2 separate regions of the Homo sapiens genome follow, and region 1 is linked to region 2. The links are chromatin loops, found by intact Hi-C in ENCODE. Cell type or tissue: gastrocnemius medialis. All regions are shown on one strand.

Evidence for each region. A loop is a pair of places that touch in the nucleus more often than their neighbours do. Peaks named below come from ENCODE experiments on the same cell type or tissue, not always from the same donor. Only the 100,000 strongest peaks of a DNase experiment are listed, where the experiment ranks them.
Region 1: a loop joins it to region 2, with 4 times the contacts of the local background. A loop is called at or near these places in 3 of 110 quality-filtered maps.

The regions. Positions count from the first base shown.
Region 1 is chrX:53,279,895-53,287,894 of GRCh38, reverse strand. All of the region lies in intron 2 of IQSEC2 (IQ motif and Sec7 domain ArfGEF 2), which reads left to right. Among named protein-coding and RNA genes, the nearest start is that of IQSEC2, 37 kb to the left of the region's middle. RefSeq lists an enhancer at 5,880-6,707 and a silencer at 7,628-7,827. In gastrocnemius medialis, a CTCF peak has its summit at 3,084 (motif pointing left); DNase peaks (open chromatin) are centred at 214, 3,054, 6,244, 6,744 and 1 weaker place; H3K4me3 peaks cover 1,989 bases; H3K27ac peaks cover 6,529 bases.
Region 2 is chrX:53,067,172-53,075,171 of GRCh38, reverse strand. All of the region lies in intron 1 of GPR173 (G protein-coupled receptor 173), which reads right to left. Among named protein-coding and RNA genes, the nearest start is that of TSPYL2, 11 kb to the left of the region's middle. RefSeq lists an enhancer at 3,186-3,687. In gastrocnemius medialis, a CTCF peak has its summit at 3,467 (motif pointing left); DNase peaks (open chromatin) are centred at 1,751 and 3,381; H3K4me3 peaks cover 1,247 bases; H3K27ac peaks cover 1,935 bases.

The DNA of each region.
Region 1 (8,000 bases), 210 kb before region 2:
AGGTAACTTTCCAGGAAGCTAAAGAAGGGCAAGAAGGGGTAAGAGGTTTCTCTTCTCCTCCCCTTCCTCTCTGTGTTCTGCCGCCGCCTGGCCCAGCCCCAGGAAGTGGGTGACCCCTAAGCTGGCTGAGTGCCTGGTTGGCACCGAAATAAACTTGCCTTCTCTCTCTTCCCCTCCCCTTGCCTCTGTCCCCTCTGTCCTGGCTTTAATTAGCAGCCCTGGGGATGAGTCACTTGGCAGCTGGGGAGGGAGGCTGCACAGAGCTCAGTGAAGCTTCGACTCCTGCCCTGAGCCTTACGGGCAGCACCTCTGTGTTTATGCATGTGGGTGTGCACTGCTGCATGGCAGCGTGGCTGTGAAGAGCAAAGTGCAACACTGCATGCTGGCGCGTGGCCCTGCATGTCAGGGGGTCTGCAGAGAACCATATCTGGTTGCTGCTGCGTTTGTTGCTGTGTGCCACTGAATGTCAGTGTGTGTGAGCGTGTGGCTGGAGCGTGTGGCTGTGGTTGCAAGTGTCAGGGAACCAGGGAGCTTCTGGGTGAACAAACACAAACGCTGGACAATTGCATTCACCCCTCTCTACCTAAGTGTTCTTTATGCGATTTTGCTTACACAAACCCTGCACTTACATTCCCAATTTTCACTTGTCTTAGTCTGGGTACACTTTGTTGTGAGGAACGGAAGCCCACTCAAGCTAGCTCAAGAATAAAGGGCTAATGAGGGGACTATTGTGAGGCTACATTTCACAGAATCTAAGAACAGTTAATGAAAAACAGCCAGGCCTCACACCAACTGGAAGTGGGACCAGGAAGTCGAGGACCAAGGTTGCTGTCTCGCTGTCTGCATCTCCTGGGCCCATGTCTCATCTTTCTCCATCTCTCATGGCTTGCCTGGTCCCTGTCATCTCTTTTTCTTTCTTTCTTTCTTTTTCTTTTTCTTTTTTTTTTTTTTTTTTGAGCCGGATACTTGCTCTGTCGCCCAGGCTGGAGTGCAATGCCATGATCTTGGCTCACTGCAACCTCCACCTCCTGGGTTCAAGCGATTCTCCTGCCTCAGCCTCCCAAGTAGCTGGGACTACAGGCGTGTGCCACCACACCCAGCTAATTTTTGTATTTTTAGTAGAGATGGGGTTTCACCATTTTGGCCAGGATGGTCTCGATCTCTTGACCTCGTGATCCCCCCTCCTCGGCCTCCCAAAGTGCTGGGATTATAGGTGTGAGCCACCGCGCCCAGCCTATCATCTCTTTTTCATGGACTTCTCTCTCTGGACCAGCTTCCTCTGCTTGCCCATGGCCTGACATGGCCACCAACCTGGAAGCTATGTGACCTTTTCCAGCTTCAGGATCTGCCCCTCCTGCCATTGGACTGCAGTGATCCTCCAGCCTGTGGTAACACAAGGCAGCAAGGGGCCGTGTGAGATAATTGATTCCCTCAGAATTGGATGAGAGGAGAGAGAGAAAACACTTGGTACTTCTTGTTTCTTCTGCAGTAAGCACAGTTTTTATGTGTACCCAAGTGAGGTCAGAGCTGGTCGGCTCAGAGGCAAACACTTGTAAGATTGTTTTTGGTTCCTATTTTATAGCAAGATGACCTTTGCTCACTGTGCTTTCAAGTTCCATATCCTTGCATCAAAACATGCTGTTTTGTCTAAAAGTGCCCTCTTATTTTATGCCGAAAAAGCTTTTAAATGTACAGTGAATATTACCATTGCTACCAGCTTGTGGTAATTTTTCATAACCTCAGAACAACTGGTATAAAGCTACTGATGGTACAGCTGCTACCCAGCTCTTGGTGGCCTCAGGAATTTTGATATTTTATGAGTTCAGTGACTGAATTTATAGTTACCTCCAGTATATAATTACAAGTACACATTATCAATGTTATCAGCTTGATGCTGGAGCTTACTTTTCCACTAATACAAACCCTGCAGGTTTTACATTAATTACAGAGGGAACTAATGACCCCTTAGACAAGTTTTCACCTATGAATAAAGAGTTAGGAATCAGCTGTGCCAGTAATGACTGTTCTCCAGACACAGGAGCGATGTCCACAGCTCTGGCCTTGGCCCTGACCTCGCATCCTCTGGCCGAGACTAGGGGCTTCCCATCACCTCCTCAGAGGCCTCCTGACTCTGGCCTGGCACACAGCAGGTGCTGTTATTTTTAATAAAATTGATAGTTTTATGATTGCTATTAAAGCCATCTTCCATATCTAAATGGTAAACCTAAGTGAGAGAGATTATCCCAGGTTCTGGGCAGTCTCCTTCAACTCCTCCCCCTGCCCTTTTCTCACTGTTCCAAATAGTAATAATTGCTTTGAGTCAGAAAATGTCTGCTAAATATCAGGTACTATTACAGAGCACTGGAGACACATTATCTTTAATCTTTGTGGCCACCCTGCCAAGTAGGGGTGACTTACAGGTGGGGAAACTGAAACCTAGAGAGGTAAAATGACTTGCCCCAAATTGTCCATCCACACATCCATTCATTTATTCCTTCATTCAAGGATTTATTGAGTGCCTACAATGTGCCAGATGCTGCTAAATGTGGCTGATAGGGTGGTGAGTAACAGCCCTGCTGTGATGAAGCCCACTGTCTGGTCAGGAAATAGACAAGGAGACAGACAATTACAGACAATTATAGGGGAAGTGCAGGGTGCTGTGGGAGCACCACGGAAATATACCCAACCCAGCCTGAGGGCCAGGGAGGCTTCTCCAAGCTGACATCTAAGTGGAAGCTTGGAGCATGAGTAGAAGTTAGCCAGGGGAGGGGTTGGGTGGGGCAAAGTGAAGTGAAGAGTGTTGCAGGCCAGAACTGCGAGAAGAGTGTTTGGCACCCACGTTTGTGAAGAACTAAAGGAGTATCTGCAGTGAGATGGCACTGTCATGAGAAACGGTCTCATCTGGAAAGGGAGCAGAAGGTTTATCGGGAGGCTGGAACTGTGGCCCTGGTTGCTTAAGTCCAGAGCTGAGGAGCTGCAGGACCCAGTAACAGTTTCCATGTGACAATTGTGGGCCTGGGAGCCTCCTGGGTCGGCCTGGCCAACAGCAGGCTGGGATTCTAGTGGCCACAGTGCCCTCTAGTGTCCACTGGCCCACCTTGCAGCCTCCACCTCTGTCCATTGTCCCCCCACCATGTGTGACCAGGTGCCCGGTGCTGAGTGCTGGGGACACTGGGATGAACAAGACACAGCTCTCACAGAGCTCCCGACAGAGAAGGGGCAGCAGGCATCTGAACACAGTGTTGAGAGAAGCCGGCTGAGAAAAGAGCAGGGCGGAAGGACACAAGGGAGGTGACCCAACCTGCTTGGGTGGGGTCAAGGCAGGTTCCCAGAGGGCACAACATCTAGCTGACTTTTGAAGAACAAGGGGGAGCCAGCCAGGTGGGGAGATGACAGTGGGGGCACAGCGGGACAACAGAGGTACTATTACAGAGCATTTGACACACATTCTCTTTAATAAGGCTTGGAGCAGCAGAGTGTAGCTGAGAGAGTTGCAGGTGCTTCTGTCTGGGTGGGGTGCAGGTTGAAGGTGGGGGGAAGGCTGAGACTAGCTGGAGGTATGGGGTAGGGGCTAGCTCACAGAAGGTTCTAGGATGCCTGCCACCAGCTCATCATGGGCACTTAGTGAATGGAATCATATAAGAAGCTTCCCTACCCTTTGGGATCACAGACCCATCCGAGGATCTGATCAAAGCTAGAGATGTTCTCCCCAGAAATTAATGCTTTTCATACAACTTTAGGGGCTTCAAAGATACTCCCCACCCCACATGCCTGTCCCAAACCACAGGCTTCCAAATTGCTCTTCCTATAGATACGGAAACCCCGACAGAGGCCTCCAAGGCTCTGCATGCTGGGCCCCCACCTCCATCTCCAGTCTCACCTTTCTCCCCTGTGCTCTTCCCACCCCGCCACGTCAGTCTCTTCGTGCTTGCTGGAAATACCACCTCAGGTCCTTTGTCCAGGTTGTTTCCTCTGCCTGGAATGCTCTCCTCCTGCCATCTCTACTTTTTGCTCAGTTGAATTGCATTAGTTGGTGAATGTCTGTCTCTTCTCACTTGGATATAAGCTCCATGAGAGCAGGACATTGTCTACCTGTAGTCACTGCTGTATCCAGCACCGGGGACAGTGCCTGGGCCACAGTATCTGTCGAATAAATGCATGAAGGCCCTGCCAGTGTCCCGTGGCTGGGTCAGGCTCCTCACCCTTCATTCCTTCCTCCCTTCAGCCTCTGGTGGGTCATCATCTGAGTCTGTTCAGCATGCTCAGCTGTAACTGAATTCCAAAAGTGGTCCCAGGTTCAGGGATATTTTCTTAGAAATCTTCCTCACTATCCCTGAAACAAACAGGCTTCCCATGGGTCTCCTCTGCCTCTCTGGGAGAAGGGACAGACTCTCTCAGGTTCAGGCTGAGACTATTTACCATGTGCACACTTTGTCTACCTACCAAATCCCTACAAGAACTGTGAGGTAGGAATTTCCACTCCTCTTCCATAGATGAGCAAACTGAGCTTCAGAGGGCTTACCCAGCTAAAAAGTGATAGGGCAAGGACTTGTACCCAGCTTTACCAGGCACCAAAGTGTAGGTTCTTTGTCTCACCAGAGAGGGAAAGGGCCTTACCCAAAGTCACACAGCATCATCCCTTAAAGCTACCACTACACTTTCTTTCTTTCTTTTTCTTTTGTACAGGGTCTTGCTCTGTCACCCAGGCTGGAGTGCAGCGGCATGATCTCAGCTCACTGCAACCTCCGCCTCTGGGGCTTAAGCGATCCTCCCACCTCAGCCTCCCAAGTAGCTGGGACTACAGGTGTGCACCACCATGCCTGGCTAATTTTTGTATTTTTAGTAAAGACAGGGTTTTGCCATGTTGCCCAGGCTGGTATCAAACTCCTGAGCTCAGGTGATCCACCGTCCCCCACCCACCCCACTGCTCCCAGCCTCCCAAAGTGCTGGGATTACAGGCGTGAGCCACTGCACCCGGCCCAGCACTACACTTAATGTCTCTCGGCTCCTGCCAGGTCAAGAGGGTTCAGCTCTTAGGGCAATAACTACAAATGGGCACAAGGTGAAGCTGCTGCAGGAGCTAGGAGAGTTCCTCAAGGAGAGTTAAAAAAAAAAAAAAGGCAGATGCTAAGGCCAGAGCCTTGAGGACCAGGGCTTTGAGGGGTGGGCAGAGGGAGAGAAGGTCACTAAGGACCCACAGATGCCAACCTTGTGGTGTTCCGGAGGGCCTCTCTCTCTCAGTAGCTTTGGCTTTCTTGAGAGGAACCAGCTGCCCCAGCAGGGAGGCAGGAAGGCTGGCCTGTTGCCTGTCAGCTTCTATTTCTTCTAGATCACTGGCCCCCTGGCCCCTCCCAGGGCCGCCTTCTGCTCAGAACAGCCAGGGGCCTGGGCTCTGGGACCGTGAAAGGACAGGAGCACTTTGAGCTGGACCTGTGGTATTCTCAGGAGCCCTACATCCTTCAAAGCCAAAAAACTCTCTCCTTTCTCCAGTCCCGCCCATGTGGAGGACAGAGATGTTGCTGTAATAGGCAGGCAGGGAGCCAGGGCACCTGGAGTCTACTCTGACCTGCTGCATGAACTTTAGTAAGACCCTTTTCCTCTCCAGGCCTCAATTTGCCCATCCATAAAGTCAGGCTGGGCAGTTTACTTGGAAGAACAGCCTCTTGGCATTTCTTTTGATTTTCCCTCTTCTCTTCAGGAAGCATTTCTCTCAGCCAGTCTAGAAAACAACATAGAAGAGTGAGAGCTTATTGCAGTGAGAAAGAATATTGGCCGGGGCCCCATCTTGATACCCCAACATGGGTGATTTGAATTGCACTTAATATGCAGAGTCCCAGAACAACTCCTAAACATAGTCTCTTTAACTGTGCTGAAAATAAGGGTATTTGTGAAAAGCTTCTATGGAAAGGTTTCTGTACTCACAAGGTAGCAATATGGCTGAAGGGGCAGATTCCAGGTTTGGGAATAGCCAAACCGGGTCTTGATCTTGGGGTTCTGCCACTTACTAGCAGTATTACTTCACCTCTCTCCATCTCAATTTTCTGTTCAGGAGAATAGAGCCAGCGATACAAACTTGATGGGGTGCGTGGGGAGATTCTAGCAGAGGTGCACTGAGGGAGCCCAGCCTGGGGTTTGGCCCAGAGGAGGGACTGTGAGCTCTCCAGGCCGCTTCCTCGGAGGAGGAGTTCCCAGCCCTCCTGGAGGAGTAGGGGAAGGAGCAAAGTTTCCAGTTGCAATCTGGCCCGCAGCCCAGCTGGCCTGGCCCCGCCTTCTTGGTTCCTCCTTCTAGGGAAGGGCTGGGGAGGAGGGGGTGGTGACACGGTGGAGACACCGGCTAGGCCAGGGGGCCTGCCCTTGGGACAGGTCCAGACCCATGGAGCCCCCCGGGAGGAGCAGCAGGTAGGAACCTGGGCCCCGCAGCCTGGCCCCCTCCCTTCCTGCCCAGGCCTGGACCCAGTCCCTGGGCTACTGATTCAGCAGCCTCCTGGCTTCCTGGTTCCTGGCTCCCTTCTTGGACTCTGAGAGGCCTTTGGCCTGGGGGAGGGAGCCAGTTCAAGTGGGAGATCCCATGGGCATCCAGGTGCCCAGCTCTGGAAGGACCCTGGAACCCTGAGCAGCACAGCCTGTGGCCTGTGAGGGGTGAGCTTGGCTCCTACCCTGCTCTACTAGCCTTGTGTGCGAGGCACTGCAGGGCTCCAGGCTCGTGGCCTCTGAGATTCTAACACCAACATTCCAGCAGCCTAAGAGTCTCTGAGTCTCAGATTCAAAAGAGATAATGAGTCAAGGACTTGGGCTGGAGACTGGCACCTGAGAAGCAGTTGCCCTGATGATGATTAATCCAGAGCCTTCGATAAGAAGAGTCTCAGATTCAAAGATTCCCTGTAAGGTTCTGAGATTTGGACATCCTCAAATTCGCAGCTGGCCTGGCCCGCAGCCATGTCTCCTGGCTTTTACATGGGCTTTTGAATGGCCAGGCCCTGACCACAGTCTGCCTCTGTGGGCTTGTGGGGGACAGGGGCTGGCTGACCTGGAAGGGGTCGGCTCCACTCCCAGCTTGCTCTGGCTCCAGCTGACTGGCATACCTCTGGCATCTGCGCTGCACTGGGTAGGGCAGGGACCAGGCCCTCAGCCTCCCTGCCCTGCTGTACCTCCTCCTCCCCTTGGCCATTCTCCGGACTTTAATCGCAGGAGGCAGGAGGTGGAGGGGTCTTTGGACCCTGCACTAGGGGTGGTGGGGGCACAGCATCAGGGGTGGAGTGTGGGCCCCGCCTTGGGGTGGGGGGTAAAGCACTGGCCTTCAAAGCAAAAGACTCCTACCTGGAACCACCCCATCCTCTGCCTCACCCACTCAGCCCTGAGTCCCATCCTGTCACCAAGACCACTGAGACCTTGTCAGCCTCCTCCGCCCTCACCCTCCTCTGCTCTGGCGCTCTCTGCCTCTCTCTGGCTTCTCTCTGTGTCTTCTGTCTCGCCCTTTCTCTGTCTTCCTCTTTCTCTGTCTTTCTCCTTTTCTGTCTCTTTCGGTTTCTCTCTATCTCTCTCCCTCTCTTCCTTCAGTGTTCCCCTTACCCACCCACCTGGGTTCTCCCCCTTCTTTGGGCCCAGAGCTTCTCCTTCCTCCATCCCTTCCTCCCTTCCTGTGAGGGATCTTCTCTAAGGGGAGCCCCCATGCATCTTTCCCCCTTCTCTTTCATCCCCCCTTCCCCTCCCGTCCTCCCTACCCCTGTGGCGTCTGGTGTGAGGAGGGCTCCCTTCCCCCTTCCCTACTGTGGTGTCCCAGCGTCTCTGTGGCTGAGGTCCCCACGGAGTCACCTGGAACACAGGAGGCCCAGCCCGGCTCTTTCGTCTCTACTGCCCCCTGTTGTCGTTGTGTTCTGTATGTGGTTCGAGTGCCGTCCTCTCTTTCTTGACTTTGTGGTTTTTTTCTTTTTTTCTTCCTTCCTTCCTTCCTTCCTTCCTTCCTCCCTCCCTCCCTCCCTCCCTCCTTCCTTCCTTCCTCT
Region 2 (8,000 bases):
TGGCATATTTGAGGAAGAGCAAGGAAGCCACTGTGGGTGGAACACAGTGAGTCAGGGGAATGTGGTGGCAGGTGAGGTCAGAAAGGTGGTGAGGTCAGATCAGGGAGGCCGTGGCGAGAACTTTTTCCTCTGAATGAGATGGGAGTCACGGGAGGATTCTGAGCAGAGGCCAGATGTGGTATGATCTAGGATGGAACAGAATCCCGCTTGCCGTTGTGAAGAGCAGGGGTCATGTGGGGTGTATTAAAAGTAGGGAGACTACTCAGAGGCCCCTGCAGCAATCCAGGTGACAGATAATGCCCCCTCCATGCCACTCTCCCTATTTTGCCTCCTAGAATTTCTCTCTTCTAACACACTATATATTTATATATATATAATTTTATAATATAAAAATTTATATATAAATTATATATATTTATATATAATTATATTTATATATAAATACAAATAAATAAATATAAATATATATTTATATATTTATTTATAATATTTATAAATAAATATATATAAATCTATATTTATAGTTATTTATAAATAAATATATATAAATCTATATTTATAGTTATTTATAAATAAATATATATAAATCTATATTTATAGTTATTTATAAATAAATATATATAAATCTATATTTATAGTTATTTATAAATAAATATATATAAATCTATATTTATAGTTATTTATAAATAAATATATATAAATCTATATTTATAGTTATTTATAAATAAATATATATAAATCTATATAGTTATTTATATATAAATATAAATATATATTTATATATATTTATATATTTATTTATAAATAAATATAAATATATATAAATATATATAAATATACATTTATATATAAATATATATGAATGTATATTTATATATATTTATATGTAAATGTATATTTATATATGAATAAATATAAATGTATATTTATATATATTTCTATATGAATAAATATAAATGTATATTTATATATATTTCTATATGAATAAATATACATGTATATTTATATATATTTCTATATGAATAAATATACATGTATATTTATATATATTTATATAAATGTATATTTATATATTTATATATAAATAAATATACATGTATATTTATATATTTATAAATATATATTTATATTTATATATTTATATATAAATATATATTTATGTATAATATATATTTATGTATATTTATATATAAATATAAATATATATTTATATATAAATATACATAAATATATATTTATATTTATATATAAATATATATTTATATATATATAAATAAATATAAATATATATATAATTATATATAAAATATATAAATTTATATATATAAAATTATATATACAAACTTTTTTATATATATAAAATTTTTTAAATATATAAAAATTATATATATATAATTTTATATATATAATTTACTTTTAAATTTTAGTTTATTGCCTGCCTTGTCCTGTCAGAATGAAAGCTCCACAAAGGCAGGAGTTAAAGACTCACTGACTCTCCTCTGAAAGAACACTACATAGCACATCATGGTAGGCTCTCAGTGACAATATATCAAATGAATTGATTGAGGGATTAAATGGGCTGGGGCTGTGGGTCAGAGAGGGTGCCCTGGAGACATCCAGGCAGGATTAGCTACAACAGCAGCCTGGGGGGTACATCTGGTGGTGAGAGCAGCGCAGCAAAGCTGCAGGAAAGAGGAGAGCTCCGGGAGTGTGGGGATGTGACCAGGTAACAGCACAGGTCCCAGAGGGAAGGCAGTGAGGCAATTGGGCAGAAACTGGGGAAACTCAGGATGATTGTTGGGGCTGGGCTGGGATTAGGGGGTGGAACTTGAGTGGATGTCTTCCTACTCCCTCCCTCCCAGGAAAAGTCTCCCCTCTGCATGGTTTTCCAGCTCAATCCAGCCTGGCCTGCCACAGCCACCTGGTGCCCGGCCTTTTTTTTTTTTTTTTAGACAGTCTCCCTCTGTTGCCCAGGCTGGAGTGCAGTGGCAGAATCTCAGCTCACTGCAACCTCCGGCTACCGGATTCAAGTGATTCTTGTGCCTCAGCCTCCCGAGTAGCCGGAATTACAAGCACACGCACCACCACACCCGGCTAATTTTTGTATTTTTAGTAGAGACAGGGTTTTGTGATGCTAGCCAGGCTGGTCTCCAACTTGTAACCTCAAATGATTCGCCCGCCTTGGCCTCCCAAATTGTTGGGATTACAGGTATGAGCCACTGCGCCCGAGCCAGGCTTTTTAATGGCACCCTGAAATCTCAGAGCCCATGACAGGAGGCCAAACTAGTACTTAGAAAGTGCTAGGGCAGGGGCTGAGCAGAAATGGGGTTGGTGGGCTCCCTTTCAGCCCTTCAAGGCCTGACAGCCCCCTCAGACTGTGGAACAGCCCGCAGCTGGGTGAATGTAAACACACACACACTTACTCTCTTTCTCTCTCTCTCTTTCTCTTTCTCTCTCCTTTACCTTGAGGGGAGGCAGAGGGAAAGGGATAGAGACAGACAGAGACTGAATGTAAGAGAGAGGCCAGAGAGACACAGAGAGAGAGAAGGAGAGAGAGGTGTGTGTGACAGAGACAGACGGAGACACAGGAGGGAGAAAGAGACAGAGAGAGAAACAGAGAAAGGGGAGAGAGATCCTTACATACAGAGAGGAAGAGAGAGACAAAAAGGGGAAGAAGGGTGAAAATGAGAGTGAGAAAAAAGAGACAGAGGCACACACAGAAACCAGCATGCCAGACAGAGAAGGGAGAGAAATAGAGAGAGAGAGAGAGAGAGAGAGCAAGAGAGAGAAAAGGAGAGCAGGGAGAGGGAGAGGGCTAACGCCAGGAAAGAAAGAAAAATAGAGACGGGGTGGGGTGGGGCAGAGATAAGAGAGGGTAGCTGGAGAGAGATAGAGAGAGAGACAGAAATAAAGATGGAGATAGAGAGGGAGACACGGAGAGCCACGCTAAGACCGAGAAGGTGGATAATGCGTAGCCCTGAGTCTCAGTGAAAACAAAAGCTAAAGATAAAACAAAACCCCCCACATCCCCCCCAAACAATAGCAGCAAACAAACACAACCCTGGGAAAGCTCGGGACATTTTACAAACAAGTGAGGAGAGGGTTTTCCTCCGCAGACTGGCAGCTGCAGCCCGGGCCCAGCTGAGGCTCAAGACGCGTGCAAACACAGAACACACGCACACCTGCTCGAGCCCAGACACGTGCACACCCCATCCCCCCATAAACGGTCTACTGCTGTGGACACCCTCAGACAGCAACCCGCTCTTGCATGAGGAACGCGTGCGCACGCATGCAACACACATACACACACACACTCACACATACGCACACGCACTCACACACATATGCACACACGCACACGGAGGCAGAGGTACATCTTGTACTCTGCCGTGTTCACACAGGTACACAGTGTACCCTCTCCGAGCGCCAGCGCTTCGTCCTCAACAAAGGCGTTACTGCCCTCTAGGGGACATTTTGGAAATTTGTGTAGGAGCATTTTTGATGGCCACAGTGCTGGGGTGTAGGGTGTCCTTCTGACATTTAGGAGTCGGGGAGGATGTTGGCCATCCAGTAATATGGGGGAGAGTCCCACGCAGCCAACATGTCCCGCATCCTCTAGGACTTTGGACTTTTAAGTAAGTGAACTTAGAATCTATTTCACAGATAAACACCATTTTTTTTCTCTTGATTTTAACATACCCCGAATTATCCAGGAACGTGGCTGTCATGTAAGTAAAGAGGAGGCTGCACTTTGGTTTGGGATGAGCTTTCCTTAGAGTTGTTGACTATTTTAGAAAATCTCACCTCCAAGGCCTGTGCCTGTCATTTTCCTGCACGTCCTGCCTCTGATGTTTCCCCTTCTCCTAAATCCATAGTTACCCAGTATAAGACATTGGGGGCCGGGCACAGTGGCTCACGCCTGTAATCCCAGCACTTTCAGAAGCGGAGGTGGGCGGATCACCTGAGGCACGGAGTTCGAGACCAGCCTGACCAACATGGAGAAACCCCGTCTCCACTAAAAATAAAAAAATACAAAATTAACAGGGCGTGGTGGCACATGCCTGTAATCCCAGCTACTGGGGAGGCTGAGGCAGGAGAATCACTTGAACCCGGGAGGTGGAGGTTGTGGTGAGCTGAGATTGCGCCATTGCACTCCAGCCTGGACAACAAGAGCGAAACTCCATCTAAAAAAAAAAAAAAAAGACATTGGGAGCCTCTAATCACTTCCTTGAATCTCCTGGGGAGTGTCATGCCCAAGCATTTACATATTGAAATACAAATCGTTTTCTTATAAATCATTTTTCTTTTATTTCTTATTTGTATTATAGTTAATACAAAATGGATATTGTATAAAATATGGATTTTCTTTTTAAATTACATGTGCAGAGGGCCAGGCGTGGTGGCTCACACCAGTAATCCCAGCACTTTGGAAGACTGAGGCGGGTGGATCGCCTGAGGTCAGGGGTTTGAGACCAGCCTGGCCAACATGGTGAAACTCTGTCTCTACTAAAAATACAAAATTAGCTGGGCGTGGTGGCACGAACCTGTAATCCCAGCTACTCGGGAGGCTGAGGCAGGAGAATCACTTGAACCCAGAAGGTGGAGGTTGCAGTGAGCCGAGATAGTGCCATTGCACTCCAGCCTGGGTAACAAGAGTGAAACTCCATCTCAAAAAAAAATTACATATGCAGAGAGATTATATTCCTAAGAACTTCATTTCCAGACAGTAAAGGGGTGTTACAAAATATCTGTTATGTACAAGAGGGCACTGGATATGAGAGGGCTGAGAATTGTTCACATACACAGACACACTCAGATACACACTCACACACATGCAATGGTCCACAAAACCACCTTTGTAACTCCCCTAACACACACATGGATGAACGAGATCTCAAACACTGACAGATAGGTACACACAAGCAAACTTACCCACATATACTTTCATTCACACAGACATATATATACTCATTGACCCAATATAGCTGATGATTCAAATCCTCCCACATATTCAGACACAACACAGATATACACAAAGTTGTATATTAATATTGTCACATAGATAAACACTGTCACGATATTAACACTCAAAGTTACTTACATATGCCAGCAGGCTGACACGCACTTGAACCCTACCATGTGTGTGTATACACACACACATACACACACAGGTATAGTACATAGAATCCCCCTCAGAGACCTATAGATATATATGCACCCAGAAAAAAGCAGGCAAGTAAAAAACTGCCCACATATACACACACATGCTCTAACACAAAGAGACAGATTCAAACTCTCTCACATAGATTAGGTGTGCTCACCAACACAAATATGTATATCCTGGTATATGTACACACACACACCCATTCACATATACACTCCCACCCATGAACAGACTTATAACAGCTCCAACACACACACACAAAGGCACACTCATACACTTTAGCAATACGCAAACAAACACAAAGATAAAAATTGCATATTGTACATATACAGACACACACAAAGACAAGTACACATGGGCAAACATGTGTACACATATAAACTTGCTCACACACAGATACACTTAACTGACATACACATCCTGCAACAGGTATACCGCTGGAGCCAAACCTGCTCATGTGCAGAGACCAGCTAACTCTTGCACTTGTAAGTGGACAAACGAGCAGAGCTGCCCAGCTGGTAGGCTCCTACCACAGCAGAGGGCTAGAGCAAGAATGGCTCCAGAGCAACCATGTGCAAAGAGAGGTGGTAACTGTTTTCATCACTTCCCGTTGAAACATTCCAGATAGTATGATTATTACTTTGCTAGTTTATCATCAGTGAGGTTTTGGAGTTTGGCCTATACCTATGTGGACAATGTTTGTTTTTGTTTTCTTTTCTGTTTTTTTTTTTTTTTAAGAGAAAAGGTCGGCTGGGCACGGTGGCTCACGCCTGTAATCCTAACACTGTGGGAGGCTGAGGCGGGATGATCACTTGAGGCCAGGAGTTGGAGACCAGCCCGGCTAACATGGTGAAACCCTGTCTCTAGTAAAAATACAAAAATTAGCTGGGCGTAGTGGTGCATGCCTGTAATCCCAGCTACTCCGGAGGCTGAGGCAGGAGACTCGCTTGAACCTGAGAGGTGGAGATTGCAGTGAGTGAGCTGAGATCATGCCACTGCACTCCAGCTTGGGTGACAGAGTGAGACTCTGTCTCAAAAAAAAAAAAAAAAAAAAAGAGACAAGGTCTCGCTCAGTCACCCAGGCTGGAGTGCGGTGGTGTAATCATAGCTCACTGCAGCCTCAAACTCCTGAGCTCGAACAATCCTTCTGCCTCAGGCCCCGAAGATGCTGGGATTACAAGCCTGAGCCATCACGCCTAGCCTTCATTTATGAAAAATATTTATTTATTTATTTATTTATTTATACAGGGTCTCGCTCTGTTACCCAGGCTGGAGTGCAGTGGCATGAACCTCAACCTCCTAGGCTCAAGCAATCCTCCTACCTCAGCCTTCAGAGTAGCTGGGACTACAGGGATGTGCCACCATGCCTGGCTAATTTTTTAAGGTTTTTTTTTGGTAGAGATGCAGTCTCACTATGTTGCCCAGGCTAGTCTCAAATTCTTGGGCTCAAGAAGTCCTCCTGCCTCAGCCTCCCAAAGTCTTGGGATTACAGGCATGAACTATTGCACCCCGCCTATTTTTCTTTTAATTTGATTTTCTTCTTATTTTTCCTCAAGTTTCTTTCTTCTACAAAAATAGGAGGGCTGTCTTATCACCAAGAAACAGAGAAAAAATAGAAGCATTGTATGATTGTTGCTATGTGGACTATTATATAGTATAGTATTAGGTGTTTCTAAAGAGAACAGTATTATTTTATTTTTCTGATTGTTACTTTTTTATAAAAAAGTTTTATTATAGAGTATTTCAAACATTAAAAAGTAAAGAGAATACTGTAATGAATCTCAGTGGATCCATTGCCCAGACTTACCAATTACCAACTCATAGCTAGTCTCATTCTGCCTATAACCCTACCCACTTCCCTCACTCCCAGTATTCTGAAGCATATCTGTTATATCATTTCATCCTTAAGTATTTCAGTATCTACTCCTAAAAGGTCAAGACTCTTTTAAAAATATTACGACAATATCATTTTTATCATTTCTTGGTTTATTGATTGATTTACTTGTGATTGGTATTTGATACTAAAAATTAACCAAATCTGATTCCTGGTGGGATTTCATACTTACTATCTTTTGTTTTTACATAAAAATATTTGTCAATAAATGAATGAAGCCCAACAATAGTTTAATTGAGTTGCTTTATGACTTTGTTTCAGAGTGCTGCTTTCTTTTTTTTTTTTTTTTTGAGATGGAGTCTCGCTCTGTCGCCCAGGCGGGAGTGCAGTGGCACGATCTCGGCTCACTGCAAGCTCTGCCTCCCAGGTTCACGCCATTCTCCTGCCTCAGCCTCCCGAGTAGCTGGGACTACAGGCACCTGCCACCATGCCCGGCTAATTTTTTGTATTTTAGTAGAGACGGGGTTTCACTGTGTTAGCCAGGATGGTCTTGATCTCCTGACCTCGTGATCCGCCCGCCTCGACCTCCCAAAGTGCTGGGATTACAGGCGTGAGCCACCGCGCCCCGCCAGAGTGTTGCTTTCTTAAGAATGCAGAGAAAAATCAGTTTTCAGAACTCACAGAGGTCTGCTGACCCCTTCAATAGAAAGATTTGGAATTTTTAAAGCATCTGGCAGTGCAAATTGAGAAACTGGGATCTTTTATGAGATGGGTTAGAATATTTTTAGCTGGAGCTCAACCGGCTAGTGACAGGGTTGTATGATTAACAAGTAAAGCTAAGATGCCCCTCCCAGTAGAATCTCACAGGTTAGCGGTGTGCAGGGAAATTGTGTACACTATTTTTAAGACCAATGAGGTAAAGGGAATAGGAAAGGGGCCATGTTCAATTATTGCTGTTAGGAGATACACTGGTGACAGGTCAAAGGGCATTGAGATGACACT